Regions from separate parts of the Homo sapiens genome. Here regions 2 and 3 are each linked to region 1. Evidence: chromatin loops called from intact Hi-C (ENCODE). Cell type or tissue: PC-3. All regions are shown on one strand. Each heading gives the region's core, and the rest is flanking DNA. Links, peaks and the distances in the headings are about the cores only.

Region 1 (10,938 bases), core at 1,956-9,955:
TCAATAGTTATTTGATATTTAGTAAAAATTACATTTTTTGTCTATATATATATATAAAAGCATCCAAAATGATAGAGAATAGAGTGATATCTAATGCTAACTGCCCAAATTACACAATTATTCCCAGCGAGTACCTATCATATGCTGAGGAATTAATCTGTAGATTCAGATACAGTACAGTGGCCAAGATTCACCAATAGATTTCTATTTTTTTCTTATACACATTTAACATCAGAATTTGAACATCATAGAAGTTTCAAAACAGTTTGTAGAAGCTACTTAAAATTTGTTTCAGATCTCCTGTAATATACATTTTATTATTTTGACCCTGCAAAGCAAATATCATTTTTATTTATAAAGCCGATGACATAAAAGCTTATTATACAGAAACTTGCATTTCTCATTTCCTAAAACTTGTTTTCTCTTCACATGTTATGACTTTGTTTCAACTTACCATAAATTCACCTTGCTGTTCCAGTTAAACTTGAAATTTATCGTGTACTCCTTGCTGCTAACCAGTAAGTCAGTGAGGAAAATATTGTATGTCAGATGCTTTTCTCAGCTCTATTTTCCTCTCTTGTTGGAATTGCCTTCTTCATTTTTTTGTGTGTTGTATATGATATTCTACTGCATTTTTAAAGAAGAGAGATAACTTCAATGCATTTATAATTCAAAGGTTTACTCATGTTGTTCTTCTGTTCCAGATGATAGATTTTGAACCATTCTTTAACACTGATTTGGCCATCATACCAAAAAGAAATACAGTTGTCCCTCATTATCCGTGGGGGAATTGGTTCCATGACCCCATAGATAACAAGATTCAAAATCCAAAATCGGATGCTTCAGTTCTTTATTTTAAATGGCATAGTATTTTCTATAACCTGCACACATCTTCCTGTATACTTTAAATCATCTCTAGATTACTTGTAATACCTAATACAATGTAGATGCTGTATTGATAGTTGCTATATTGTATTGCTATTTGCATTATTTTTTATTATTGTGATTTTAATGGTTTTGTATTTTCAAATATGTATTTTCAATCTGCAGTTGGTTGAATTCCCAAGGATACAGGGTGAAAGTGTGACTGTGTATGTATAAAAGAAACTACATTTTCAAAAGTTGATATTCTAATCATAAAAAATAGACTGCACTAATATATAATCATAGACCACTAATAGAAAAGATATTAATTGGGATTGAGAATGGAAATCCTATGCTGGCTAAAAAGTCTCTGATGAGCTAAATAGACTGATTTTGCTAAGAGCTACTCTTTCAAGAGCCCACGGGAAATAGGTACTTATTCAGTTTAGTCAAACATTCAGGAATCCAGACCCTTAGTAATTTGAAACTGTGACAGCTACAAACTTGACCAATGTCAAATTTACCTATTTCCCATCAAAATAAATATTTACATAGGAAATAAATCATAAAAACAGAATATTTGGGGATGAAGCATTATTCTTTTCAGTTGTCATTTTATTCGTTTGCTTATTATTTATAGTGTTTTATAATTAACTGCAAAAAACAAAAAACAAGAAATAAAATATATACATTTAAATTCATTTTAAAATTTAAATTTTAAACCATGTTTTAAAAAATCTAACTTTAGATTTTGAAATAACTCAGACTATTTTGCTAATTTGTTTGAACTAGTACAGTCTCATATTATAATAAGATTAAGTGACATTTACTTAGTTTGACTACCCTTTCCTATAGCGAATAAACTGACATTTAAAAAGTTGCTGCTTGCTGGCACTTAAGATTGACTGATGAGGATGTGCAGTCATGGAGGAAGAGCCAGGACTGAGAAAGAAATATAAATGAGGAAAAGGAAGAGAGAAAAGGAGCCAGACAAGACTTGAGGAGAGATGAGAGAAAGGAAATACTGTTTGAGGGTAGAAATAGGATAAATGAAGTCACAGAGAAGAGGCTTTCATTTCCACATCTGTTACTTGACCATGTCCATGGTATGAGAGTTTCATAGTTCTTTTTCTGTTTTTGCAGGCTGCATGCTCAAATATTCTCTATAAAACATAAACCCATCTCCTTACCCTCTCTTCATTTAGCATTTATTTTCAAGATGCTGGCTACATTGGTACATTAATTTCTTATAGATATTTAATGAGTCAGTTCACATTAACTGGTGTTCCCTTGCTTAAAATAATAATAATAAAGATGCTGGTAGCTTGTACCTATGATTTTGGTCACCAAAATACAGGATGTTTTTCCATTACCCAGTACTAATAAAAGGTGAGGTACAGAGGTACAGTAGGTGAGACAAATTCATAGGCTGGCAGCAGCTTAGTTTTTCCTATATTTGACCCCAACTGGAGAAATGTGTATTATTATTTTTCAAGGCTGGGTATAGAGCTATATATTGTTGAGCTGTTTTATTAATATAAATATATAGAGAGTTAAAATTGTTTTCAAAAAGCATGTTAGGAGTTCACCTAATGGGAGTGACTGAGAAGAAGAAAATGCACAGAATTTAGTATAAAGAAATCCCAAATAATAACAATAAAAAAGCATAAAGTATATCTGAAGATTTATGTTCAACAACCTAGTTCAAAATCTATAAGAAGGAATGATGATATTATCACACAGAAAATTATCTTATGTGAGGTTCTAGAACTGACTGTAGGTGTCACACAAAATTTAGACAACAGAGATTCTGAGGAAATCAACATATCCTACATCAAGGAAATAGATTAAAATGTGGTATGGTCTAAAGGTAAGAGGTCTGAACCAATATTTTAAACTACATAATGCAAGATATACTAATATTAGATTCTAAATATTTTTAAATATTTGTGATGTTACTTGTACTTGAACAAATGAATTTTGAACATGCTTCATAATTCTGAAACTCTGCCATTACTTAATGATGCTAAAATATGCATAATATCCTCTCCTCAAGGAATCTCGATGTGTTTTCCAAAATTAAAACTGTGTCCAAACTGAGTTTTCCAAAATCCTTAATTTTGAGTAATGCTGTTATCTTTCACCTCTGGAGTGTTCACAAAATCTATTTTTATTTTCTGAAGGAGTACAGCGTGTATATATTAAACACAGCTAAATGAACCGAGAAAGAAATCCAGATGTTTAACCATGAAATCTAAATTTTGAAAGAGTCTTTTGAAAATATGCTGAAATGTTTTCAAAATATCATGATGATCAAAACAAATTGTTATTGGAATGACCTTCACTGTAAGCAGTATTAACAATCCGGTATTATACAGAAAGCATACATCTTTTTTTGAAAAATCTTTGTAATTTTACCATTCAGTGATAAATATAAATTCCTGAAAATGCCATTCTTACCAGAAAACCAGTCAATATGGTTTTACATTAGAGCTTTTAAAAACTTAGTTTGTGGCCAGGCACGGTGGCTCACGCCTGTAATCCCGGCACTTTGGGAGGCCGAGACGGGCAGATGACGAGGTCAGGAGATCGAGACCATCCTGGCTAACACGGTGAAACCCTGTCTCTACTAAAAAATACAAAAACAACTAGCCAGGCGTTGTGGCGGGGGCCTGTAGTCCCAGCTACTTGGGAGGCTGAGGCAGGAGAATGGCGTGAACCCGGGAGGCGGAGCTTGCAGTGAGCCGAGATAGCGCCACTGCACTCCAGCCTGGGCAACAGAGCAAGACTCTGTCTCAAAAAAACACCAACAACTTGGTTTGAAACATGTATATATAAATGTATATATTTAAATATACATTGTGGCTATACACCTCTACCTTCTCTGTATTACTTATCTATGTTTATAGCTATTTATATACATGTATATGTATGTGCATATATATACATATGCATATATATGTGTAGAGAATAGAACTGTAGTTACTAGCAGCTTGGAAGAGTAGAGGGTAATAGGGAGAGATTGGTTAACAGACGTAAAATTTTAGCTAGAGAGCGGGAATAACTTCTAGTGTTCTATAGCACGTTAGGGTGACTGTAGTTAAAAATAATTTAGTCTATATTTTCAAATAGCTAGAAGAGAGGATTTCGAACGTTCCCAACATTAAGAGATGATAAATGTTCCAAGTGACAGATATGCTACTTACTCTGATTTGATCATTACCTATTGTATAAGTGCACTGAAATATCACTTTGTACACCCTAAATGTGTACAATTATTATAGGTCAATTACAAGCCAAAATAAAAAAACCACACAAATAACTCATAAGAATACAATATAACAATTATTCATATGGCATGTATATTGTATTAGTAATCTGGAAATGGTTTATAGTATGAGGGAGGATGTGGATAGGTTATATGCAAACACTGGGCCGTTTGACATAAGGGATTTGAGCATTCCTGGAGTTTCATATGGAGCAGGGTCCTGGAACTAATCTTCTGCGGATACCAAAGGATAATTGTATAAGAATCTTGGCAGCAAAATTGTGGCAGTTCAGAACTATAAAAAAAAGTCAAAGACAATGGGAAAAAAAGACTCAGTCAGGTGTCCTTATTCTCTGCTTTTGATGGGGCACTGAGACATTGCCTGTGAGGATTTGAGGATTGATTATTTCCTTGTGCTAAGTGTTTTCCTGAACTATGTGTTTTACCTGAACATTGAAAACCTACCACCACATCTGAGGGAAGAACTGTTGTTATTTACCTATCTTTCATGAGGCAACTGACACAAGTAGATATTAACTAACTTGACTGTTAGTTGCTGCTACTAAAGGGCAGAGATGATTCAGAGTGAGGCAGCTGCACTCCAGGGTTCCAGCTCTCAACCGCTGTGCTGCACTGCCTCCCAGGAAATACTGAAGTGCTAAGCATGGTTGCGGGTCTACGGATGATGCATTACAGTTTATGGACAGAAAAATAATCAAATGCTTCATCTGAAGAAATAAAGGATTAAGAACAATAGAACATAGATTCTTCAGAAACTGGATCATATGAGTAAGGTCACAGAAAAGTAAAAAAGTAACATTGTTGAGTTTTCTGCCTTTTCAATAAATTAATGACTTTAGGAAATATCTATTAGAGATATATAATTTTAAAATATACACACATATATATATATAAACTTTTATTCAGGTATGTTAGAGAGAACCAGTAGAGGGAGCTTTTAGCCGTAAGTTTACTTTCTATTGTGAAAGGAATTAATCAAATAATGTGTGAAGAAAAATAAATTCTAAATATGATTATTATTTACGTGATACTTCAAAGCATCCAAAAAATAAATTAAGAATGTTATTTTTTTCAGTTACTTTGGAACTCAGTTACAAGACATATTTTTATTTATAGTAACAGGCAAAATGTATTTATTGTGTACAACATGATGTTTTGATATATATGTACATTGTGAAATGACTAAATCTGGCTAACTATTCTATGCATTACCTCACATAGTTATCTTTTTTGTAGTGAGAAAACTTCACTTCAACTCAGTATTTTTGAAGGACCTAGTATATTATTAATTATAGTCACCATGTTATACAATAGAACTCTTGAATTTATAACTTCTGTTAACTGAAATTTTGTATCCTTTAATGAATACCTCCTCATTCCCCACCAGAAACCCTAGCCCCTGGTAACCAGCATTTTATTTATTTTATTTCTATGGGATGAACTTTCTTAGATTCCACATATGAATGAGATGGAACAGGTATAACGGGTTATGCATAAAGTGCCTTATGTACAGGTTATACATAACGTACCTTATTATACGCTTATAACTTATGTGTAACAAGTATAAGGTGAGATCTCATTGGGTTTTAATTTGCATTTATCTGATAATCAGTGATGATGAACATTTTTTTCATATACCTGTTGGCCATTTGTATGCCTTCTTTTGAGAAATGCCTATTCAGATATTTTGTCTTTTGTCTTTCTGTGCCTGATTTATTTTACTTAACATAATGTCCTTCAGGTTCATCCATGTTACTGCAAATGATAACACTTCGTTCTTTTTTAATGGGTGAATTGTATTCTATTGTGTGTGTGCGTGCATATAGATAGATATACAAACACACATACCACATTTGCTTTATCCATTCATCCTTTGATAGATGCTTAAGCTGATTCAATATCTTAGCTATTGTGAATAATGCTGCAATAAACATGGGAGTGCAGATATGTTTTCAAAATACTGATTTCACTTCCTTTGGAATATGCCTAGTAGTGGGATTTCTGTATCATATGGTAATTCTATTTTCAATTTGTTGAGGAGCCTCCATCCTGTTTTTCACAATTGTACTAATTTATATTCCCACAAATAGTGTGCATGGGTTCTTTTTCTCCACATCCTCACCAATACTTACACTTTCTCATTTTGATAATAGCCATTCTAACAGGTATAAGGTGATATCTCATTGGGTTTTAATTTGCATTTATCTGATAATAGTGATGTTCAACATTTTTTTTCATATACCTGTTGGCTATTTCTATGCTTTCTTTTGAGAAATGCCTATTCAGATATTTTGCCCATTTTTAAATCAGGCTATTTTATTGTTGCTGTTGACTTGTTTGAGTACCTTATGTATTTTGAATGTTAACCTTTTATCAGACATATAGTTTGCAAATAGTGTCTTCCATTCAGTAGATTTTCTCTTCGTTTTGTTTATTGTTCCTTTACCTCTGCAGAAGCTTTTATGTTTCATGCGTTCCCATTTGTATATTTTTACTTTTGCTGCCTGTGCTTTTGATGTCATATCTAAAAAGTTTTATTGCCCTGACCAATATAAAAATGCTTTCTTCTATGTATTTATCTAGTAGTCTCAAAGTTGTGGGTCTTAGATTTAAGTATTTAATCCATTTTGAGTTGATTTTTGTATATGGTGTGAGATGGGGATGTAATTTCATCATTTCACATGTGAATATTCAATTTTCCAAACAGCTATCAGGTTCTGGGCTCTTCTTTGACGGTAGACATTTTATTACTGATTTAATCTCCTTACTTGTTATTGGTCTGTTAAGATTTTCTGTTTTTTTTTTTTCATAATTCACTCTTGGTAGATGGTGTATATCAAGGAATTAATCCAGTTAAGCTAGGTTATCCAATTTTTTGGTGTATAATTTTTCATAATAGTCTTTGATGATCCTTTGTATTTCTGTTGCATCAGTTATAACGTCTCGTCTCTTTGTTTCTGACTTAGTCTTTCTCTTTCTGCCTTTCTTAGGCTAACTAAAGATTTGTTGATTTTGTTTATCTTTCTAAAAAAATCAACTCTTAGTTTTGTTGATCTTTTCTATCACTTTTCTAGTCTCTATTTTATTGATTTCTGCCCTGGTCCTTATTATTTTCATCTTTCTACTAACTTTGGACTTAGTTTGTTTTTGTTTTTCAAGTTTCTTGAGGTGCAATGTTAGGTCATTTACTTGAGATCTTCTTTTTTGATATAGGCATTTATTGCTATAAAACTTCTTAGAATGGATAAAGTAATTCTTAGAATTGCTTTTGCTCTCCCAGGGGTTTTGGTATTTTGTGTTTCCATTTTCACTGGTCTCAAGAAATTTTTTAAAGTTTTCATGAACATTTTTTCACAGACTCATTGATTGTTCAGAAGCACGTTCTTTAATTTCCATGCATTTGTAAATTTTCTGAAGTTTCCCCTGTTCAATCAAACTATTGATTTCTAGTTTTATATTATTATAGTCATAAAAGATACTTGGTATCATTTCAAAATTCTGATTTTTTATGAATTGTGGCCTACCATATGATCTATTTTAGAGAATGAATATGCATAGAATAATGCTTATTCTGTAGTTGTTGGATGGAATGTTATTTATATGTCTGTTACATACATTTGATCTAGAATGTAGTTCAAGTGTAAGTTTCTTTGTTTTCTGCCTGGGTGATCTGTCCATTGCTGTAAATGGGTTGTAAATCTCCTACTATTGTTTTATTGCAGTCTATATCTCTTTTTAAGTATATTAATACTTGGTTTGTATATTTAGGTGCTCCAGTTATGGGTACATACGTATTTACAATTGTTATATCCTCTTGCTGAATTAACCCCTTTATTATTAAATAATGACTTATTTTTACCTTTTTACAGTTTTTGACTTGGAGTCCATTTAATCTTATATAAATATAGCTACTTCTATTCTCTTTTGGTTTCTACTTGCATGGAATATATTTTTCTATTTATTCAATTTCAGTCTATGTGTATTTTTACAGGCAAAGTGAGTTTCCCATAGACATACCATTTAAATCCTGTGATATGAAAATTTGCCTTTTTGATGCTGTCACATAAGTTTCATAAGCTTTTTTTCAGTCCTTGTCATTCTTTATTTTTTTCTTCTGACTTTATATTTTCAAATAACCTGTCTGTAAGTTCACAAATATTGTTTTCTGCTTGTTCAGTTTTTCTTTTGATGCTCTCTATTGTATTGTTTGTCTTTCATTGTATTTTTCAGCTCCAGGATTTCTGTTTTTTTTTTTAATTTAATCCCTCTAATGAATTTCTCATTTTTTTACTTATTATTATTATTGTTTTATTTTGTTCACTTCTCTGTATTTTTTGAAGTTCTCCGAGCTTCTTTAAAATGGTTATTTTATATTATTTTCAGGCACTTCATGTATTGCTATTTCTGTATGATGTCACTGGCACCTTAAAATATCTGTTTGGTGTTGTCATGATTCTCATTGTTCTGATCTTTGTACTTCTATGTCAAAGCCTGTGCATGGGAAGTCATTGCTTATTCCAATTTTTATAGTCTTGCTTTTTCTAGGAAAGCCTTGTGGCAGGCATAGTTCTGGGGCGCATCAGACTCCTGAGCCAGTGTTGACCAGTGTAGCACTGCCAGAATCCTGGGTCCTGCTTTAGCTGGTACAATGCTGGGGCATGCCAGAATCCCTGGACAGCTGTGACTGGCATGACACTGCCAAAAGCCTGGAACCCACTACAGCAGGCTAGGTGTTGTGTTTGGCTGGAAGCCCACAGCCTCTGAGAATTGCTTGCTCCTGAGGGCTACCCAAAGCCTGGGACCACTGATGTCAATATGGCAGTTGTGTAGGCCAGAGATAAATTTCACTAAGCAAGCTTAAAGTGTGAGGCTATGTGGTCTCACCTGGTGAGACCTGGTGTCCTGGTGGGTCTATAGGCTCAGTCTGCTGGTACTGGTTCGGAATATGGAGCTATGAGGGGTCTGCTGGTGCAGAGTTTTCCTGTGAGTACCCAGTGTTGTGTCCAGGAAAAATCCTGTGCTCACATCCCTTTCATTCTATCTAGTGGATGGCATCTCTTTCCATACTGTGCTGCCTGGGGTTGGGAGAGGGGTGATGTGGGTATTGTAAAACTGTGATTCCTACCCTTTCAATGTGTCTTTTCTTATTATTGTACTACAACGAGGCACTGTGATCTCTCACGTGGTAAAAAGATCCTAGCCCTTGTGACGTTATTTTTGTGCATAGATAGCTGTTCAGATTGATGTTTCTGTGAAGGGATGCTTGCTGGAGAGTCCTACTCCACTGTCTGGCTCCCACAAGGCATTTTTGACTGCTCATCTGTTGCTGTGCTGGATATTATCATCCACAGGAGAATTGCAAAGATGGGTGCCTAGACACAACGAGCTTATAATTTTGCTGGTAAAATTGTTAGCTTATTAGAAATGTATTGTGAATGAAATTTATACATAATAGTGTATTGGCAATAAGCTTGACAAAGAAGATAAGCAAACAGGAGTTAGAAAGACCAGAGCACAGAGAATAATAGCTGTTCCCGAAAAGACAAAGGATATGAATTTATGGTGAAGACTGTGAAGGGAATTTTCGATGGGAAAATATTATGAGCAACATGGCTGATTTAGGAATGGGCATGGAGGGTGAGGAATCATATACATACAACCAAAATAAAAGGTTAATATGAAGGATATAAGACACAGATTTGAATATTGCATGAGGCCGCAAGTGCTGGCAAGGAGATGAAAGTGATCCAGATGGTAGTAGGAAATAAGAATACATTCTATAATGAGATTGCAGCAGGAATGGAGAGGGTACCGAAGGATGGAGCTAGAGGATAATTAGGAAATATAAAAAATTGGAAGGAAAAAACCCTAACAAGAGGCAATAGCAATAATCCAGGCATGAAGTGATTAACTTTGTTAGATGTGATGTGCTGTTTTTCAAGCCATATAATAAACTCTCCTTACTGAACAAAACAATAATTATGTGCTTTCATTCTCTTGCTTCTCCTTTTAGACTGTGTTAAAAAAAAAAAAAGAAAATTTAAGCTAGTTTTGGCAGTGTTCCAGTGAGCCAGTTTGTGGCATTTTTGTCCATCTGCCTTTACTTTCATGGTTTACTGATTGCTTATTTTGCAGTCTTTTGTTTATTTTATTTATTTCTTCATAAACTAAATAAATAACATTTATCTAAAGTATCAGCTGGATATAATGGGGATAGATGTCCAGGGTAATTTTCCATCATACTTAAAGTCTTCTTTAGGAGTACTTTTCACATTCCACTGCCAACCACTGACCACCAGTATGTTCACCTTTAGCCTTCAGAACTCACGGAAGAATAGGCAAGATTAATCGGATCATAAGGATCATATAGAAAACTTATAAAAATGGTAAGGGTAAAAAATATAAATTGGGGTCTTCAATGCCAGTCCAGAGTGTAATAATGAACAACTGTAAAGTTTATGTATGAGGTGATAATTTTAAGTCAACTCTTTTGAGAGATTAGCATGGGGTTGTCCTTAGAACGGACTGAAGAGCGGAAGATTAGCAGCAGAGAGAGAAATCAGAAGGCTGTACAATAGGATAAGTATGAATTGATTTCAGAGGGAATGAAGAAGATTTAAGTAGGTAATGAGAGAAGAGTAAAAAATCAATGATTTACTAGATGTAAAGACTGGAGAAAAAATGTCAAAGATGACTGATATACACAGTTTAAACGATTAGTACTGTAATAGATATATTCGGGAAACGAGCTAGTATTTAGTTGAAAATTGTGTGTCATTTTTAGG
Region 2 (10,938 bases), core at 1,189-9,188, 1.3 Mb after region 1:
CATTTTTTTTACACCTATGATTTGAGAATATATATATATTAGGCCGAGTTTCATTTTTGTTGCCCAGGCTGGAGTGCAATGGTGCCATCTCGGCTCACTGCAACTTCCACCTCCCAGGTTCAAACGATTCTCCTGCCTCAGCCTCCTGAGTAGTTGGGATTACAGGTGCCCACCACCATGCCCAGCTAATCTTTGTATTTTTAGTAGAGACAGGGTTTCACCATGTTGTCCAGGCTGGTCTCTAACCCCTGACCTCAGATGATCCACCAGCCTCGGCCTCCTGAAGTGCTGGGATTATAGGCATAAGCCATCATGCCCAGCCTGAGAATAGATTTTTGACATTTTTAACTTGATTTTCCGAGAAGAAAAAATTACATATTTTTAAAAATAATAAATACATTGAAATCTAGATTTTAAAACATGTTTACTTTCTCTCAAATTTGTTAGAAATGTCACAACAAATAGCTTTTTCAACCTATGAACAGTATTTGTAGAAGGGAAAAATGAGGAAGAAATGGGCACATTTTTCTAGTGATTGAATGGTGGTGTCTACATCTTGAATAATTCTCACTGCATATCGTTGCTTGAATTGTAGATCTGTATGGCATGTGACTTGCCTGGGTCTATGATGTTGTCAACAGAAAGAGTCAAATTCTGTAAAATATTTGAAGAGATTTCTTCTGAGCCAAATATGAGTGACCAATGGTCCCGGGAAATCCTGAAAACATGTGCCCAAGGTGGTCGGGCTACAGCTTGGTTTTATACATTTTAGGGGGACATAAGACATCACTCGATACATGTAAGATATACTTTGGTTTTGTCTGGAAAAGCAGGACAACTGGAAGCCAAGGGTAGAAGGGGGCCTTCCAGGTCATAGGCAGATTCTCATGATGTTGCCCAGATGTCCTATTGTAATTTCAATTGGTTGAGTTTATCTAAAGATCTGGAATCCATAGAAGGGAGTGTCTGGATTAAGATAAGTGGTTGTAGAGACCAAGGCTCTTATTATACAAAGCCTACAGGTAGCCGGCTTTGGAGAGAATAGATTGTAAATGTTTCTTATCAGACTTAAAAAGGTGCCAGACTCAGTGAATTCTCTCCTGGATTAGGGAAAAGACCTGGAAATGGAAAGGGATTCTCTACAGAAGTTAGATTTTTCCCCACAAGAGACAGCTTTGCAGGGCCATTTCAAAAATTGCCAAAGAAATATATTTTAAGACAAAATACTTGGATTTCTTTCAGGACCTGCTATCTGTCATGTAATGCTATACTAGAGTCAGGCTGGATTTGGGTGTCTTATTGCTACAGAAAGTCTTAAGATCTCTATTAATGTTAATGCTGGTCAGCTGTGCCTGGATTCCAAAGGGAGGAGGGTATAATGAGGCATGTGCAACCCCCACTCCCCATCATGACCTGAACTAGTTTTTCAGGTTAACTTTGGAATGCCCTTGGCTGAGAGGAGAGGCCAATTCAGATGGCTGTGGGGCTTAAAATGTTATTTTTGGCTTATGATGTGGAGGCAGAAGTAACCTGTATCACTGTTGTGCCAAAGTCTCTAAGAGCTAATGTGCAGTTCACCAAGTTGTCTCCCTATGAGAGTCAGCCATCACTGCAAACAGCAACACTCCAGGTTGATTGTGGTTCTGTCAGCTTCATCCTGCACCCCAGAGTAAAGATGACATAGTGGGGAGCCTGTCTTACAATGAGCATATAGCAGATGCAAGAAATAAACATTTGCCTTGTTAAGCCACTAAGATGTCAGGGTTGTTTGTCCTGCAGCAAAGCCCAGCTCATCCTGACTGATAAACTTATCCATTCAAGTGATCAGCTTTTGGTGTAAATGCCCCTAAGAAAACTGATAAAGCGGCCGGGCACGGTGGCTCAAGCCTGTAATCCCAGCACTTTGGGAGGCTGAGGCAGGCGGATCACGAGGTCAGGAGATCGAGACCGTCCTGGCTAACACGGTGAAGCCCCATCTCTACTAAAAATACAACAAAATTAGCCTGGCGTGGTGGCGGCGCCTGTAGTCCCAGCTACTCAGGAGACTGAGGCAGGAGAATGGCATAAACCTGGGAGACAGAGCTTGCAGCGAGCCGAGATTGCACCACTGCACTCCAGCCTGGGCAACAGAGCAAGACTCCATCTCAAAAAAAAAAAAAAAAAAAGAAAAGAAAAGAAAACTGATAAAGCCTGATGCACTACCTACCTATGCCTTGCCAAAGAATGGTAATAATCCAAAAACTGTTTAATTTAGACCTTCACTATGCAATGCATATTTTATCTAGGAACACTTTTACTGGTATCAGTGATCAAAATTATAGAGCAGGGGGGGAAATGTGAGGAAACAAATCTCAAATGTCAACATACGTGGGGATCTTGTTTGCAGATGAGGAAGTGCATTCTCAAAGCTGTGTGAATTGTCCTCATCATACAGCTATTTTCATTGTATTCTTTCACAAAAATATGTATGTGGATGGATTCTTAGGTGTTAGAGACGGGGAGGAAAGAATAAAGGAGACTCAAGGCATAGGTGGAAACCGTGCATACAGATGGTATATCTTTATGTGTTGAGCATTTATATCATGCATCTGCTAAGTACTGCAATGGAAACAAGGATAAGACGCACAGACTTCCCTAAAGAAATGTAAAATCTCAATGACAAAGAAACATGTGAAGAAGTTAGTATCTTAAGCAAAATGATGCAATTCATAGTAGGCCACTGTGTACTGGAAAAGTAAGGGCTATTCTATTCCAAAGTGTGATTTTTTTATTGGGTGAGGGGGACCTGAGAAAGCTTCATGGAGGGTGTGATAGTTAATACTGAGTGTCAACGTGATTGGATTGAAGGATGCAAAGTATTGATCTTGGGTGTGTATGTGAGAGTGTTGCCAAAGGAGATTAACATTTGAGTCCGTGGGCTGCAAAAGGCCGACCCACCCTTAATCTGGGTGGGCACCATCTAATCGGCTGCCAGCACGGCTAGAATATAAAGCAGGCAGAAAAACCTTGAAAAGACTAGACTGGCCTAGCCTCCCAGCCTACCTCTTTCTCCCATGCTTGATGCTTCCTGCCCTCAAACATTGGACCCCTGGTTCTTCAGTTTTGGGATTGGACTGGCTCTCTTTGCTCTTCAGCTTGCGGATGGCCTATTGTAATCATGTGAGTTAATATTTAATAAATTTCCATATATATATCTATTTTATTAGTTCTGTCCCTCTAGAGAACCCTGACTAACAGAGAGGAGAGGATATCTGAACTAAGCCTCAGAGGAGGATGAATGGCAAGGAGAAGAAACATGTCTCCAGGAAACTGAGGCCTGAGGGGGTAGTAATTTTTCCCGAGCATATGATAAATGACAGTGATTTGGGAAGACTTCATGGCATGAATGTATGTGAGAAAGTGGGCTTGCGAGAGCAAGATTGGAGGAGTTGGTTATGGAAAGGCGAGTAACCAGATATAGGCTGATAGATGGAGTAAGCATAGAGAAGGGCATTGTTTTGTTTGCTTGTTTTTTTTAATTTTTTAAATGTTTTATAGATATGGGAGTCTTACTACATTGCTCAGGCCGGTCTTGAACTTCTGGGCTCAAGGGATTCTCCTGCCTTGGCCTCCCAAAGCACTGGGATTACAGGTGGGAGTCATCAGGCCGGCTTTTAAAGAAGGGCATTGCAGTAGGAATAGAATGAAAGGAAGAGATGAATGAATGGAAGAGATATATGAGCCATTTCAAAATAAGAATCACAACAGTGGAACTGAGTGGCTGTGGATAAAAGCTAAAAGGGTTAAGTCAGGGTTGGGACCAACAGAACTAGAACAATACTTGTATTTTGGCCCAGATGACAAGGGCTGAAGGGCATCCAGTGAACACCCAGAAACTGAGGACGCTAGACTGAAGCCCAGGGGAAAATCCAAGCTAGTGAGGTTTTTCTCTTATGAGTTATGGGAGGAGCAACTTGGAGGGAACACTTATTGATTGCATCTCTTGTAATATCCACAGCAAAGGCATATGAGGCGAGGCTAGGGAAGGAGATAGAGGAGGAGTGTGGTCAGAGACGCAAAAGGCATCAAATAAAGCTGATGTGGAAGAGAACCAGGACGCTCATTGTGGTATGAAAGTCAAGAGAGAGAGCTTCAGGGAGGTGGGGGATTCGCAGGTTTAAGGAGAAAGCAAAGAGAATGAGGACCAAGGAAAGGCCATTGGATTTGAAGTTTGAGATTTTCTTTCTTTTTTTTTGTTTTGTGACAGAGTCTCACTCTGTCACCAGCGTGGAGTGCAATGGCACCATCTCAGCTTATTGCAACCTCCACCTCCTGCGTTCAAGCAATTCTCCTGCCTCAGCCTCCCAAATAGCTGGGACTACAGGTGTGTGCCACCACGCCCAGCTAATTTTTGTATTTTTAGTAGAGATGAGGTTTCACCATGTTGGCCAGGCTGGTGTCGATCTCTTGACCTCGTGATCCACCTGCCTCTGCCTCCCAAAGTGCTGAGATTACAGGCGTGACCCACTGCACCCGGCCTGAACTTTGGGATTCTCTTGGTGGTTGTAGAGAATGCACTTCATTAGCTTTAGATTCTGGGACAGTCACATTATAAAAGACAAGGGGAAATAAAGAGGGTATACAGGACACTGGTGTATACTGTCCACTCCAGATCAGTGGATGAAGAGGATCTGCACCCTAAGGGGACAGCAGATTTATCCCATTGCTTTGTTGTGTTGCTTTGTCGAGATGGGAGATACCTGAAAGCAGAAGGAAAGCAACATAGGAAGACGCTCAAAAATAATGATTTTCTTAAATGCACATGATAATTTATGGCTGACACTGACATTTTCTCAGTTACCTTTCATAATAACATTAGAGAAATGACATAAGGTTGCAGAGTGGGGGGCAGTGGGTTTCTTCTGACTCCACTTCGGTTCCCTTCATAGCATGAACACATTTGTAAGGGAGAAAACGAGGCAGGAATGATGCACATTCCGAGGGTGGGAGTGAAGAATTAGGAGTCACAGGTAGGTTAGCATGTGGAAGAGAAGGTGACTGAAACCAGAGGCAGAGAGGAGAAAGTGGACTGAGATTTACATGTTTTACTCCCTGAAGAGACTAGCAGTCCCTATTTCCACCAAGGGCAGAAACATTCAAACATTCTGCATACCTTTCCTTTTATGCATGAAATAAAATACTGGCATTTGAAGGAAGAGGTTGATAATGTTTATTTCTTAGAACATTCAAGCTTGGCAGTTATGTGACTTATCTCTAGAGCCTCTCAGAAGTCTCTGGGGACGCAGGAGTCTTTGGAGACTCACACTTTCTGCAAAAGTGCAGAAAGAAATACAATTACTTAATGAATACCTACTGTGTACTCAGCAAATCCTTTATCTGTCACTTGTGTTAATTTCTAGAAATTACATAACTAAGAGTCTCCATGAATTGCACTTGTTTTCTTAAGAGGGAAAGAGAAAAAAATACCTTCTTTCCTTACCATTTAAGCCAGTGCTTTTTAAACCAGGATCTGACACTCCGTAGGTGACCATAGATGTAGTATCACAGATCCGTCTGTTTCCAAAATGTTACATTCTGATTTTAAGATCCCCTGAAAGTTGAAATTTCTCTTTTGCTGCAACAACTCACACTTGAGAAAAATTTTCACAGGAGACTTTATTTTCTTAAAGCAGAGTTTGTTAATATGAATTCTCACAGGACTGTGGCAATTCATTTTTCTTTTAATGCGTTCATTACTCTAGACCAAGACATCAATTTTTGTGCAAACCTTGTTTCCTGCTGCCACCTGGTGGAAGCCACATAAGAGTTTTACAGAGGCTTTGGTGGTGCTAGGAGAGGGGCCAGGGCTCTTCCTCAGTCACAGAATCCCACACAGTGATCAAAGAGCAGATCTTTCTATTAAACTCCCTGGCAGCAAAACAGTAGAGGCTTGGCTCTCTGCCCCGGGACTGTGCAGAATGTCACAGGTCGGAAGCCCAGAGCATTTTTCTCTTCTTTTATCTTTAGACTCTTGTGGCTCTCAGACCTTGAATATAATTCTTTGCTGAAAATTCTTTAAAATCATTATCTTTTCTTTCTTCCTTTTTTCTTTCTTTCTTTTTTCTTTCCTCTTTTTTGCTATGCTAGACAGGAAGAAAGAAGGGAATGGCATTTTAATGTAAAGAAGATTGCACTGAAATTATATTACTTGCTTAATTGTATTAATTCACTGCAATAACAATTTAATAATATGACAGGTCATTTACATGCTAATCATTTGGGTCTCTTGTCCAGAGAAATCATGAGGAAGGGCTGGGAAGTGCTCTTATTATGATCAAAATAATCCACACTCTCCTAGAGGAGTGCATAGGTATAGAACTGACATTGTTTGTTTAATAAAGTTTCATTCAAGGCAATTTGGCTGGTTCTTTTATCAAGTGTAATGGGAAAACAAGCCAGTCCTGATGTTAAACACTCCAATGATCCCTCAAGCTTTTTATTCTGTAATAAGTTTTACAGCATTATGTGTTACCCACGACAGTCATTTAGTCGGTCAATTTCAGGCTAGTGATAAAAGTTTGAGTAATGGGAAAGCTGTGTTGATGTTCCATATTCTTTGTGAGATGTCTATGAATTAATGCTCCCAGGTACACACTCAATTTATATTTAACAGCCATTACTAAATGTAATATCTAAGTAAAACCCAGTTATGACCTATATATATGGAAAACTAATTAAAGCTGTTGGAAACAACCTATTTCCCTTTGGATTATTTATGTAAATACATCGAGGTCTAAAAATTCAGTACAAGTCAGATGTGTTCCTGCCTAGGGCTATTATATAAAGCTCAGAAAATTTTATGAGAAAAATGATGATTCTTAAGGATTGAGCTTCAAATGTGAATTTTTCTATTTTATAAGGATATAGCTTGGGTTGTTAAGCATCAACATAGCTTTTCAAAATAGTTTTTTATTCTCACAAGTTTAAAGGCCTTGTAAAATCTCTTCTATTAAATATACATATATACATACATATTACATATACACCAATTGACTAACCCCTCTAAGTGCTGTATCTGAACTAATTTTAAAAGAATACCCGTGTTTTTCAGCTCCCAAATTGAAAAGATTATTAGTTAGTACCGTGATTTCTGAACTTTTAATCAAATTTTCATTCATTTTATAATTTTGAAATTTTGACAATCTGAGAATCTTCTATGATTAAATATATTCTTTCTTCCTTTCTTTTTTCTCTTTCCCTTCCTTCCTTCCTTCCTTCCTTCCTTCCCTCCTTCCTTCCTGTCAGTCTGTCTTGCTCTGTTGCCCAGGCTGGAGTGCAGTGGCATGAACATGGCACACTTCAGCCTCGAACTCCTGGGTGATCCTCCCACCTTGGCCTCCCAAGTGTTGGGATAGCAGGTGTGAGCCACCAAGCCTGGCCTTATAACCAATTAAATGAAGGAAATGATACTATGACACAGACAACCATTTTTCAATCAAGTTATTCTGCCATATTAAATTTTCAGTCACCTTTCTATTGCATTTATTGAATTTCTACTTTTTACCAGTTCTAAGCCTAGATCTGTCTCTCTTAAATTATTAAATGTCTTATTTTCTTATGAAACAACCTTCAGATGTAATACACAGAAGAAAAAGGAGTCTCAGGAAGTTTAGTTTGCCCAACTAGAAATTGAGCACAATTACTTGGTGTGTTGAGGGGGATTTGAAACTATGTCCTTATGATAATTGATAGTTATGATAATTGATGACAAAGGGGTTTTAGAAAGACCTCTTTTGCTTTTAGAAACACTTCTCTTTGCACTTTCTTTAATGCCCATTTTTTAGTTTTATGAATTAAATAATATACATTTATTTAAACAAAAGTATCAACATTTCTCAAGTATCTATAGGTTACTTATCTACTCAATGCAACTAACAATCAAAAACTAGTGCTCCAACAAATTAAATTTTCCAAACACTGAAATATTGATCACAATGTCTCTAAGCATTTCATTGAAATAAAAATTTTGATGTATCTAATTTTCCTAAATATTTTAAATGCATTTCAATATGCAAAACTCTCACAAAATTGTTGTAAATACAAAGGTAATCAGTATTTTTAGATTAAAATCAGTTATAAATGTGCTAATATAGTGAATGTGACCCTTGTCCGGACTCACATTTTTCTTCTTAGTCTTTTCCTGGGTTATATTCTTAACATATCAGCTATTTTTCTATTTTTATAGCTTCTTAGGGTTCAAAAATATTACCATATCCAAATGAAAACTAACTACCTGAGAGCAGCCAACTGCAGGATCTGTGTCAGGATCCAGCTGATTCTTGGTGAGGACACAGATCCAGGTGTCTAAGGAGATTCAGACACTAGCCAGTCATCATCAGATTAAGCTGCACTTAAATCCACATATATCAAATTGTTTTTTTTTATTTTTACAATGGTGCGTTACTACCATGATGTCTTCACAACTGATTTGAGCAGTGTTGCAAATCCCATTTCATTATCCCATCGTTGTGATATATAGACTTGGCCTGTTGGAATACCTTCTTGGAAATTTAAAAAAATAGTTTATTAAGATTATTAGGGCCATTGAAGAATTTCCTCCTAGGAGATAATGCATTGAGTCTACCTTTCAGTCCTCCTCCTCAGAACACGTGCCCGAACTATCATTTTTGAGATCACCATTGATTTCTTTCTACAGCGTGGTCACTGGTACCAATAAAATGCTAGTCTTCATTCCTATCCAGTTATTATGTGGGGCCCCATGTTGTTAGTCTTTCTGATTTCATTATGATACTAAGTTTTAAGGGAAACTTGACTTCCTATTTTTGTGTCTATTGTACTACCCACTATAGCGACTATATAGTAAGGAATATAAATTTGTTTTCATAGGAAATAAAATACCCACATATATTAAATCCCCATTAAACATACCCTATTTCATTTACCCTTCTTTAAATTATAACTATCTTTTTATATGGCTTATATTAACTTTTCTCTCTCAAGCATCATTTTAAGCTAATGACCTTTCAGACTAGACCCAACTTCTTTCAGTCAACCATAATTCATGCTCACTTTCTCCCTCTCTCTCATCAAATCATCGAAATTTGATCAGCAGGAATCTCTTTAACTTGACTCCATTGATTTTTTAGTGTTTTAGTACAGTCTCCAACATTCTTAAAAACATATTTGTTTTCTAGCAATAACAAGATGTCCCAGACTCATTCCAATTTGTTTTGTTTTACTGCCCCAAAACATGGAATCAGCTTCCCTACCATAAGTAGTAAAGAGTAGTAGAGAATACTATTAAAGTCCAAAATCTGGGAACTAGGGATAAACAGGAGAGTTGATGGTAAGTAAAACCAGTGCTGCTGCTTAACTATATTTACTAATGTCAGAGATGGAAAATACAAGTTATTTTAATGTCATAAGCTCACAGTAATTTTTTCCAAATAAGATTATATATTGCTATGCTCTACTTTTCTCAAATTATGTGATTTTATTGAAAATGAAAACTTTTATTTTGGAATTGAAATATTTGACCCTCTTCTTTCTGCTTAGGGGAATTATTTGGAAAGATTTCTTATGCCTAGTTCTGTAGGGTTCCAAACCATGTATACTTTCACAAAATGCATGTGTGCAATAGCACACATGCTATTTCCAGCAGCAAGTTGAATCCTTGTATCTAGCACTGATGGTCAATATGTTTTGCATTTTGCTTTCCCACCTCCAATGAATTAGTATAAACTATGACCTTCATTGATATTTCTTTAGTTTTTATATTTGTATGAATCAGCTACTTCAAACCCTTAATAAAATCTACAACCTCTCCAATAAACCCAAAGTTACTAGATGGAAGGAAACAAAGATTAGAGCAGCAATCAATGAAATAGAAACTTAAAAACAGAAAAGATCAACAAAACTACAAGTTGGTTTTCTGGAAAAAAATAAACAAAATCAATAAAATTTTGGCTAGACTAAGAAAAAAAAAGAGAAGACTCAAATAAATGAAACCAGAAATGAAAGAGGAGACATCATAACCTATACCACAGAAATCCAAAGGATCACAAGAAACTGTTATGAACAATTACACAGCACACATTGAATAAGCTAAAAAAAGAATAAATTCTTAGTCTCATAGAACCCACCAAAACTGAATCATGATGAAACAGAAAATCTAAACAAACCATTAATGAGTGAGGAAATTAAATCAATAAAAAGCCTCCTATCAAAGAAAATCCCAAGACCTGATAGCTTTACTGCTGAATTCTACCAAACATTTAAAGGATAAAATACCAATTTTTTGCAAACTTTTACCAAAAAATGAAGATGAAGAAACATTCTCAAACTCATTTTACCAGGCCAGCATTACCCTGATAACAAAGCCAGAAAAAGCACCACAAGAAAAAAAATTACATGCCCATATTCCTAATGAATATAGATGCAAAAACCCTCAACAAAATACTAGCAAACTGAATTCAACAGCATACTAAAAGAATCATTCATCATGGTCAGGTGGGATTTATCCCAGAGATGCAAGGATGGTTCAATATACAATAATTAATATGATGCACCACATTAGCAGAATGAAGGACAAAACCCATATGATCATCTCAATAGATGCAGAAAAGTCATTTGACAAAATTTAACTTTCTTTCATGAAACAAACACTCAGCAAATTAGGTACAGAATAAATGTATCTCAACACAATAAAGAGCACATACAACAAGCCCATAGCTGACATCATATTCAATTGAGAAAAGTTGAAAGCTCTTCCTCTAAGATTAGGAAGAAGACAAGGATGCCCACTCTTGCCATGTTTATTCAACATAGTACTAGAAGTACTAGCCAGAACAGTTAGGCAAGAGAAAGAAATAAAGGCATCCAAATTGGAAAGGAAAAAGTTAAATTGTCTCTGTTTGCAGATGACATGATCTTATATGT
Region 3 (10,938 bases), core at 1,163-9,162, 510 kb after region 1:
GTATTCATTTTATAGATATCATCATCCTCTTTTCAGTAATTGAAAGTATTTTCCACAATACTGAGTCAAGTGGCGATATGAATATGACAGGTGTGAGCTCCAAGTCGTAATGCATCTTTTTCATATATAATATTTTTTATTTCAAAGTTTTTGGGGTACAAGTGGCTTTTGGTAACATGGATGAATTATACAGCAGTGAATTATGAGATTTTGGTGTATCCATCCTGCAAGTAGTGTACATTATTTCATCTTTGCCACTTCCTAGCCAAGTGATTTTGGAAAAGCTGATAAACTTTTTATGCCTCATTTTTTTAATCCATAGAACGAGGACAACCATAGTATTTAGCCTGGCAACATAGCAAGATGCCGTCTCTACAAAAAAAACATGAAAAACAAATCAGCTGAGTGTCATGGCATGCGCCTCTCGTTCCTGCTACTCAGGGGCCTGAGGCAGGAGGATAGCTTGAACCCTGGAGAGTTCAAGGCTGCAGTGAGCTATGATTGTGCCACCGCACTCCAGCTTGGGTGATAGATGGAGACCCTGTCTCTAATAAAAAGAAAATGCATAGTATTTATTTTATAATGTCGTGGCAATGAGCAAATACAGGTAAACCAGTCACAGTAAAATCTCAATAAACAAGGTGATTAGCTCACTACACATCTACATAAAACATAATAAAACAAAACAACTTTATTTCCTATTTTCCTTCCCAAGCTCCAGGCGTTTCACTTCCAATTTTGGAGTGAACAATTAAGTTAATTACTTACTGTGATTTCACATTACCTACGTTTGACTCAGCTGTCTATCTCCATAGCCTCTGTGGTGTTCGAGTTCCCTCAGTGTGTCACCTTTCTCATTGTCTTAGGAGTTTTCACTGCAGGAGACTCTGCAGTTACGGAGCCCACAGCACTGAGTAGGTCTCAGCCAATGTTTGGTTTGGCCAGCAGCAGAGTACTGACATCATGTTTATTATCCCAACCTCACTTTGTTTAATTACATATTTGTAAAAGAAAACAAATACTGAAGATATATATAAAAATTCTGTGTCGAAGGGCATTATTTCTACATTATGACTCCTTTCATTTAAACATACAGACATTTGGTACCAAAAAGAAAATATATTTGAGCCTTTTGGATTCATTTATTTGGGGGTGAGGTGGGACACTTTTATTTCAGTGTCATCTGTTTTCTCGATTTTGTAAAACTAAATGGTTCCATGTTTATTTGTATGGTTGAATAAACATCATAATGCAGGTGCAATGCCCAGTTTCAGGCAGTAGAGCATCTGTACTTAAAAGACCATCAGATTTGTATTAAGCTGTTGAAATTTGACTGCATAGTTAGGATCAGACGTTGCTTCAAGGTACAAGAATGAAGCAAGTCAATCTTTAACAACGTTTCTCTCTGTCATGGAGGCAGCTACTGTCTTTAAGAGCAAGGACAAACACAATTTTCACTTTGTTAGAATTCTGGGTCATTCTCCCTGAGCTCTTTATATCAAAGCAATGGCATCTCTGGTCCTAGATACAAGCTCTAATTGTTTCTCCTTTTAGAAAATCATTTTTCTCTGCCGGGCGCGGTGCCTCTTGCCTGTAATGCCAGCACTTTGGGAGGCTGAGGCAGGTGGATCAGTTGAGGTCAGGAGTTCCAGACCAGCCTGGCCAAGATGGTGAAACCTCATCTCTACTAAAAATACAAAAATTACCTGGGCGTGGTTGCATGCGCCTGTAATCCCAGCTACTCAGGAGGCTAAGGCAGGAGAATCTCTTGAACCCAGGAGGTGGAGCTTGAAGTGAGCCGAGATCGTGCCATTGCACTCCAGCCTGGGTGACAGAGCAAGACTCCGTCTCAAAAAAAGGAAAAAAAAAAAAAAAAAAAAGAAATTGTTTTGCTCTTTTCTTCCCTATTCTTAGGCTTCTGAACTTTTTTTGTTGTTGTTGCTCTCTATCCTTGCAACTCCTCATTTCAATGTTGAAACAACTGAGAGGTGAAGTCTTCGTAAATATAATCTAGAATTGCTAGATAAAATAAGAGGCCCAGTTAAATTTGAGTTTCAGATAACAAATGATGTTTTAGTGTAAGTATGGCCCATGCAATTCAAATTTGACTTGGTGTACTGTGTTTTTATTTGCTAAATCTGGCAAGCCTAATCTCATATCTAGTTATTGAAACACGTTTATAAAGCAGAATGATGTATAAAAAAATCTGAGTTCAAATATGTTCACTTTTATTTCTTCGCACCATGCAAAACTGCCGACTGTCCTCTTGGATTTGAATTTCCTTCTTTTCCTGATTTTTTCATCGCTTTGTAAATGTTTTTCTTTGACTTTCTCTCCTCCTTACAATGCAATCGACTTTATCATTGTTTCTTCAGTGTCCTGATTCTTTTATTCTACCTCAACATCTTTATTTCCCCATTCATTCTTCTTTGTGAAAAAAGAATTCCAAAATGCTTATTACCTCAGTATTTTCTCTGACACAAGTTTGTTAAGAAATACTCAAATTTTTAATACAGGTCTTTGTTCTACTGAAAAACATTTCCTTTGCCAAGTTTAGACTACATTAAGGACAAATATCATTGCTGTAGTCCATGCACCCAGAACTCTGTAATAAATAGTAGTACCCGCTTCTTCTTTACATGTGTCCAGTTCTGTAACTTCTATTTGGGAATTTTTGTTTAATTATAATCCATGTGTATATTCCTTGAAATCTGTGGTAGTATGACAGAAAACGAGTCTTCATTTGGCTGGTAGATTCTCTAGCCTTTCCCTTTTCAGATTATTTTGCATCTTATTGCCAGCTTTTTAAAAACTGGTACCCCGATCGTTTTGCTGCCTGTACCTCAAAGTTTTCCTTATCGCTCTTTTGATCAAATATAAACTTTAAATTCTTCCATTTATTATTTCTTCTTTGACTCGCAATATACCCCATTCTAATTTGGAACTATTTAAAAATAAGGCTGCTAACTAGAAGTCTCTGCACATTTCTCTACCCATCCCAAAAGTTTGGTCCACTCTACCTTCCTCCTAAGTAAAAAGTTAACAATTCTCCTTTCCTTACCATTAACTTTTTAAAATCACTTATGAGACACTGACTTTGATCAACCCATTGATCTTTTTTCAGGCTACCATTCTTATGTACTTTAACATGTTTTGATGAATTTGTGGTCATTATAAGTATTGAATGTTGTATTCCACACTATGCTTTGCATTTTTTTTTTTTTTTTTTTTTTTTTTTTTGAGAGGGAGTCTTGTTCTGTCGCCAGGCTGGAGTGCAGTGGTGCGATCCTAGCTCACTGCAACCTCCGTCTCCTGGTTTCAAGTGATTCCCGTGCCTCAGCCTCCCAAGAGCTGGGACTACAGGGGCCCACCACCACGCCCGGCTAATTTTTTTGTATTTTGGTAGAGATGGGGTTTCACCATGTTGGCCAGGCTGGTCTCGATCTCCTGACCTCATGATCCACCTGCCCTGGACTCCCAAAGTGTTGGGATTACAGGTGTGAGCCACCGCACCCGGCCTGCTTTGCTTTTTTAAATGTTGCAAATTAGAATTCTTTTGGTTATCTTATCTAATTTTCTATTTTTATGTTATGTGTCAGATAGTCTGGACTTACAGGAAGACCTGTCCTCTTCCAGCACGCACCCTTCCTCCTCCCCCATCATTCCCAATTCACATGACTTTCTAACTTTCTAATTGGGTGCTTTTTAATATTCATGAGCACAGGTTTTAGGTCACACAGCTTTTTATAATTATGGGAAAAGTAAAGGTAAATAGTGGGTGGGTACTCAAGGAGCTCACCTACAAATCAACTTGATTCAATCTATTTAATCTATTGCTTATGTTCTGATTTTTCATCAGTGTCCTGGTCATTGCTTAACAATGCAAAATTTGTGGATAAAAATATTCATGTTAGGTGAAGCTCACTGACTAGCCTACAAATCAGTGTCACCAATTTTGATACATTTTATCCACATCTCCATTATCTGGTTAACATATCATTTTGCAAAATATTAAAAGATCTTCAGGTCACAAAGGGCTGTCATGAACAAAGTTTCTTCTTTTTTTAAATAAACTGAACAGTGTTACTATCTAGTTGGCACCAAGGACACACTAAAATTGTAATTTATAATTATGGGGTTTTTCCTCACAGAAATAAAAATAAATAGGTCTTATTGAAGACATAGACAGTTTTGCTTCTGTGAAGATTTCTCCTTTACACATAATCAGTCTGACTTTTCTCACTCGTTTCTGCCTGAGGTGGAGGTGGGGACTCCATTCTTGACTTAATAAATCTAAATTCTTCAACTGTCATTCTCTCCCAAGACACTTCACCCTTTGGGGACTATGCTGCATTTTCCCATTCTTGCTCTTTGTACATTTCATCCTGGGTCTGGCAAGACCTATTTCAAATATACAAAGTTATCTGATACACACAGGAACCCAACCTACTCTCCACAGAGTGTGGAAGGGTTAAAGAAAAGCCACTTCTGAACATCTCCGCTTTATCAGCTCCCGTTGGGAGATCAGGGGCCAGCAGCCTTCATTAGCCAATAAAAAGAAAATGACGTTTCTTTGCAAGGAGTAGACTTTACTAAGCACCCTATATGTTAAAAAAATATATATTAAATGTTAGTTTTTGTCTCCAAAATAGATATATAATTCTCAGATTTCCTTGTAATTTTCTCTTAATGGCTGATTAAATCTTGACAATATAAAGCAGTCCAGTCATCCACCCATTCACTGGACAAATATTTCTTCCATGTAAATGCCAGGCACCAGTTTAGGTCCTGATGATACACCAATGAACAAGAAAGATGAAGTGATGATCCACCAGGAACTTACATTTTAGTGGGAGAGATACACATAACAAATAGGTAGATGATATGATAAGCAGGGTAAGTAGATGGAGAGCAGATTTTTAAGACTTCTGTGAGCTAAGACCTGATTGAAGAGAGGTTGTAATTTTGTGGTGTCAGCATGATCAGGCCAAGTAATCACTTCCTATTGCCCATATATTTTTTAATCATTTGTTTAAAAATATAATGCAAAGAGATAGTTCTCAGACTGTTTTCTCATATAGAAGATACTTATTTCTTAGATTCTTAGTACTACTCATTTTAATAAGCTATATGAGTCCACAACATTAAAAAATTTACTCTAGAAAGTAAAGCTGGGTAAAGTGACCTCAGTGTAGAAAACTTTTATTATATGGCCACAAAAGGCACTGAAAACGAAATTTCTAGAGGGCCTTAGGGGATTAAAAGGGAAATGTTTAGAAGACATTAAACCTCTGGAGGTTTAATTTTGCAACTTCCCCAAATACTTAGACGACTTCAAAAATAATTTTGCTTTTGTCTAAACTCAGAAATTATATTGTTCTTTTTTGCCCTTGCTGGCCCTCAGAAGAGTATTAATTCTCATTTTGGGAAGGAATTATTTTAATCATGCCATTAAATGAGAGGAAAATATCCCTTTTCTAAAAAAATAAAAAATTAAAAATAAAAACCTCGGTGTAAAGTGGAATTCTCTAGAGAATGCATTGTGCACAAAATGACCTTCCTCAGTGTATTACTGGGATGGAGGGAGTCGTCTCTCTGTGGGGTAGCAAATAAGCCCTGTGGCCCCCTCAATCCACCTCAGCCTCCACAGAGCATCAGTTGCTGTTTCATCCCGGGTTGGTCCAGACAGCCACTGCCAGTCCACTAGAGGGAGCACTTGAGAGGAAACCCATTTGCTTTCATTGATCTAGATCTCAAATAAAATTTCATCTTAGAGGCTGGGCGCGGTGGCTCATGCCTGTAATCTTAGCACGTCGGGAGGCCAAGGTGGGTGGAGCACGAGGTCAGGAGTTCAAGACCAGCCTGGCCAACCTGGTTGAAACCCCCATCTCTACTAAAAATACAAAAGTTAGCGTGGCATGTTGGCAGTAAGCTGAGATCATGCCACTGCACTCCAGCCTAGGCAAAAGAGTAAGACTCTGTCTCAAAAAAAAAAAAAAAAAAAAAAAATTTCATTGTAGAATAAAATCCAATTCCTTTCAGCTTTTATCTTCAAATTTTGGTCATTGTTTGCATTAGTCATTGTTCTTCAGGAAAACAGAACCAATAGGATATATGTATCTGTGTGTGTGTATACACATATATATGCACACATGTATATATTTATATATACAAATATATGCATGCATATATATTTACATATACACATATTTACAATTCTGTAAAATCTTATATATAAATAAGACTCACACATACACATATAACGTGCATATATATATACACATATATATGGCATATATATATATACATATATATGGCATATATATATATACACACATATATATGGCATATATATGAGATTTATTTTAAAGAAGTGACTCATGTAATTATGGCAGATAGCATATCCAAAATTTGCAGGTGGGCCAGCACGTTGGAGGCCCAGGGAAGAAAGACTACTGCAAATCAAATCTGAAGGCTTGTCTGCTCACTAAATATCCTCTTGCCTGGGGAGGTCAACCTTTGGTTCTGTTCAGGCCTTCAGCTGATTGGATGAACTCTCCTCCCTCTACCCTCACCTCAATAAGAAGGATGTCTTAGTTTCTCCAGGCTTCTATAACAAAATAGCATGCAACAGAAATGTATTTCTCACAGTTCTAGAGGCTGGGCAGTCCAAGCTGCTGGCAGATTCAGTGTCTGGTGAGGTCCCATTTCTTGGTTAGTAGAGAGTTGTCTTTTTGCTGTGTCCTCATACGATGGAAGAGGCAAGCCAATTCTCTGGGCCTCTAAGGGCATTAATTACACTCATGAGGGTTCTGTTCTCATAATCTAATCGCCTCCCAAGAGTCCTGCCTCCTAATATCACATTAGTGACTAGGCTTCCACATATGAATTTTAGAGGTACGCAAACATTCAGATCATAGCAGAAGGTGATTTGCTTTACTAAAAATCAGCAACTTAAATGTAAATCTCATCCTAAAATAACCTCACAGAAATATCCAGAGTGATGTCTGACCACCATGGCCTAACCAAGTTACAAGATAAAATCAAACATCATGCTGTTTCTGTATAGTGACACTAAAAATAGTTGCTAAAAACTTGTATGACAAAATAGAAAAATGAAAGAAAGGCAAATTATTTTGGAAAGTTACAGTAAAGAACATAATCTAAACCCAACAAAAAAGTTTCTGAGACTCAATCACTGAACAGAGTTGGAAGAAGCTTTTATTCACTTCATTCCACTGTATTTAACAAGTCTCTACTTCAGTCCCTGTGGGGTTTCTAATATTATAAAAAGTAATATCATAGGTTATAAAGATTTAGAAAGAGTGCTTCTATTTTTGAAATCAATAATCCAGCTAGGACATATTTTCTAGATATTATTATAACATTTTTACATTAAAGATAATTTCTTGTTATTTGAATTTTATTTCCCCTCTCCTCGGGGTTCTTAGTAATACAAATGAGTAAAATTGCTTTCAGTAGGATGCTAGACACATTGTACTGTTTGCAGGTCTGCTAAACAACAGAATCAAGTCACCTCCTTGGCAGGTGACCAGCATTAACTATAATGCCCATCAAAACAGTCAATAAGAATCACAGATCTGTGGCACCATAGAATAATGGCCTAATTAATCTCTGTTCAATTTCCATTTTTATACCTGCTCCCAGATTCCCATTATTTCTTATCTATGAGTTCTTTTCTCATTTGAAAACATCTTCTATGGATTTTCCTTCATTCAATCAGTTGTTTTTACATTCATTCATGTTTGCATTCAAAGATATTTACTAAGAACTTAGTATAGGTTATACATTTATGAATATTATTCAAACACTGAAGATAAAGATTGACTGATTACCACAGTGGACAGAGATACATTGCTGTTAAAAAAATCTGAGTCCTTTAAAAGTTTTTTGTTTATCATTTGCAAGAGTATATGGAATACTGAAGTTTCTTCTAATAATATCAAAGGAATAGTTAAAATGCCATAGGGACTAAATGTTACATATGTAAAGTAACATAGCCATCTGGTCTGTTTCATTCTTATTTCCTTAGGAGAAGAGTGTTAAGCATGCTCTAAAACATTTATTGAGGGCACGTTTTATGCTTACGTTTAGGTTCAGTTTTAGGTATATAGAAATTTTAAAAGGAAAAGGAAAAAAATTTTTAAAAAAAGGTATAAGGGGATGATAAAGAGGAGGCCAGAAAGAAAAGAAAATACAGTTTCTCTCCTTTCAATTCCTTACCATTACTTTACCATTCTTGTGTGGAAGTGGGAGGGCGTATCCACAGAGGGGTAGAAATAGGCAAATACCACATAAAAGGGATAATTGCAGGTTGGATAACCGCACACATTGGAACCAAAACTGCTTCCGAAAAGGTTATAGGATTTAGATAGTGCCAAAGACTAAGTCTGAAACACATTTAAAATAGTTGTTTATTTACAAAATTTGGCACAGGTCCCCGTCTATTGCTACTTTTCTGTCAACAGAGGTTTAAAGTTTTTAGCAGTGAAAGTTTTATATAGTTAAAAGAGACTGAGACAATCTCTGGAAAGCATTTTATTACCATGGGATTCCCTTTTTTGTGTGTGGAAGTGGGAGACCTCCTAATTGGTGTTCAGGTACACTTCGCAGTCTTGGTTGAGTGCAAGGAGGCAAGTGAGCAGCATGGAGACATTCAAAGACAGGAGGATTGTCCTGGGTTAGGGTCAGTGGTATTTTCTCCATCCAGCTATTTTCTGTAACAAAAGGGTTTGATGAGTTACTTTTCTTGTGACCAAACTCTCTTAATAGTCCCTTATGGGGCCGGTGGCTGTCATGGCAGTTTGTCATTAGTAAAGAAGTTGAGACTACTCTAGTTTGGCAAACAATATGAATAAAGTGACAAGGTGATGATGAGCATGCCCATAGTCTTGCTATTTAAACAATGATTATTAGGCCACTCCAGTGAAAGATAATGAGAAATAGAACTTCTGCTTACAGAAGATGAATTTTGAATGCCTAAGGTTTAAATTTAGATTTGATGGGATAGAACTTTGCATATTATTTACATGGTTTTGAAAACAGGCATGAAGAGAGAACAAGGTTGTAAGGAGCTTAGGACAGAAGAGACCAAGCTGTCTTATAATTGAGTCAGGACGAAGCACAGGAATGTTACTTTGAATCAATGCTGGCCTTAATGGTCCACTGATCTATGGGAGAAGAAAAAAAACTTGATATTTAAGCATTGGTGGAAAACACACACACACATACAAAATTTCTGAATACCAGAGACTGAGGGAAATTTGTACCCAACCTAATTAGTTGAAAATACAAAGCAAGTTTCATCAATATAGCTTGTATAGGGTTAAGAAAAATACTTAAGCATTACATGATTGCTGTAGGAGCCCATTTTTTGGAAAATTTCCAGGGACTCTTTGAGTCAACTTGTTAAAAACAGAAGAAAGGCTAGGAAAGAAATAGCTTGTTTTATGCCTGTGATTATAGGATTTCATCATTATGTGGGCCACTGAGTGTTATTTTCTCAAGTTCATGCATATGCAGAGATTTAAACTAAATTTGTGTTCTACTCACCACGTTAAGAGGCACAAGTTATCAAAGTTACTACCAATACATTCTATTCCCCCGAAAGACATTCAAACCATAATTCTCTCAAGTTAAAAAAATTAATATTTTGTAAAGTAACCATTGTCCCTCTTCTCAATATAATCCAAGTGCTAACACCTTTGAACACACCAACAATGGTCTCTTGATTAAAAAGAAACCACATTAGGAAAGTCCTTTGAATAACATAAATTGTCTCCTATAATAAAGGAAGACATTGGAGGTAAAAAAAAAAAAAAAAAAAAAGGTTTCAGCACCAATCTTCAATCTCTCTCTCACACCACAGAAGATTCAGAGCTGGAGTTGGGAAATGCAGTGGACTTGGGTAAACTGAGGTTTTCAGTCTTCATACTAGTCAGAGGTCATAATTGATTGAGTCCAGTTGTGATATAACTTTGGGCAGTAATTTTAGTCAATTGCTTCCTACCAAAGTTCCGTGCTCTTTGCTGGAGGCTCCGTTTCTGAAAAGCTCTCCCTCTGCCCTTCTTTCTTTTTCTCTGCACACACAACCCTCACGCAGCTTTCATGCTGCCTAAATCAGCCTGTGGATTAGGTATTTTCTCATTATCCAGATTAAAAGACAGCTCAGTCTCACAGAGATGTAACTGACTATTTGATTGAAACTGACTTTTTTCCCCATTGGAGGCACATCAGAATCACCTGGAAACTTTAAAAATTCTAATACCAGACCATAGCCTTCCAATTCTGATTGCGTGGATCTGAATGGGGTAGTTCCCTGGTCTTACTCTTCACAAGCTCCCCATGTGATGTTAACATCAGCCAGCAGAGGCTGCGAACACCCATAAAAACAAATCCAGATATGTTAATAGATGTTAGGGAAAGTGGGAGAAGAGGGGGTGGTGGATTTGCAAATGTTAAACTTGTTACCCAAATAACCTCTCCAAGTAAAACTTTTGGAAGGATAGTTTTGATCAAGAGAACCTGCCCCTTTTTGGATCTCTTTCACCTGCAAGGAGAAAAAAAGTGAGAAAAGGAATCAGCTTTTTATAATAAAAAAAATGCAGATGGAGATTCCGAAGTGGCTCTTCAGCGTGAGGATCGAATTTTTACAGGGAAATTCCCTCTGAAATCCTTCTAGAAATTCCTGCTATATCATCTCCCACTTACATAATCATTGCCCCTTATCCACTAAGCACCCCCCACCCCCCCATCTGACAGTCTTGTCAACCTCATGTGTCTGGATTCTCAGTCTTAGTACAGTCCCTCTTTCGGGGGAGGGAGAGCTTTGGAGTTTGGAGGAGAAGGAGGAAAAGTGTGTGTCTGGCCTGAAGGTGATGATCTAAAAGAAGTTTCCACTGAAGAAACACATCTGGG

Evidence for each region. Hi-C counts contacts between places; a loop is a spot of excess contacts. Peaks named below come from ENCODE experiments on the same cell type or tissue, not always from the same donor. Only the 100,000 strongest peaks of a DNase experiment are listed, where the experiment ranks them.
Region 2: a loop joins it to region 1, with 12 times the contacts of the local background. A loop is called at or near these places in 7 of 110 quality-filtered maps.
Region 3: a loop joins it to region 1, with 5 times the contacts of the local background. A loop is called at or near these places in 2 of 110 quality-filtered maps.

What each region holds. Positions count from the first base shown.
Region 1 is chr7:146,731,894-146,742,831 of GRCh38, forward strand. The region is part of intron 1 of CNTNAP2 (contactin associated protein 2); the gene reads left to right. Among named protein-coding and RNA genes, the nearest start is that of CNTNAP2-AS1, 360 kb to the right of the region's middle. In PC-3, for the core only: a CTCF peak has its summit at 5,098 (motif pointing right); no DNase peak of the experiment used is centred there; H3K27ac peaks cover 634 bases.
Region 2 is chr7:148,078,459-148,089,396 of GRCh38, forward strand. All of the region lies in intron 15 of CNTNAP2 (contactin associated protein 2), which reads left to right. Among named protein-coding and RNA genes, the nearest start is that of C7orf33, 510 kb to the right of the region's middle. In PC-3, for the core only: a CTCF peak has its summit at 5,776 (motif pointing left); a DNase peak (open chromatin) is centred at 5,793.
Region 3 is chr7:147,239,777-147,250,714 of GRCh38, forward strand. All of the region lies in intron 8 of CNTNAP2 (contactin associated protein 2), which reads left to right. Among named protein-coding and RNA genes, the nearest start is that of MIR548F4, 130 kb to the right of the region's middle. In PC-3, for the core only: a CTCF peak has its summit at 5,691 (motif pointing right); a DNase peak (open chromatin) is centred at 5,735.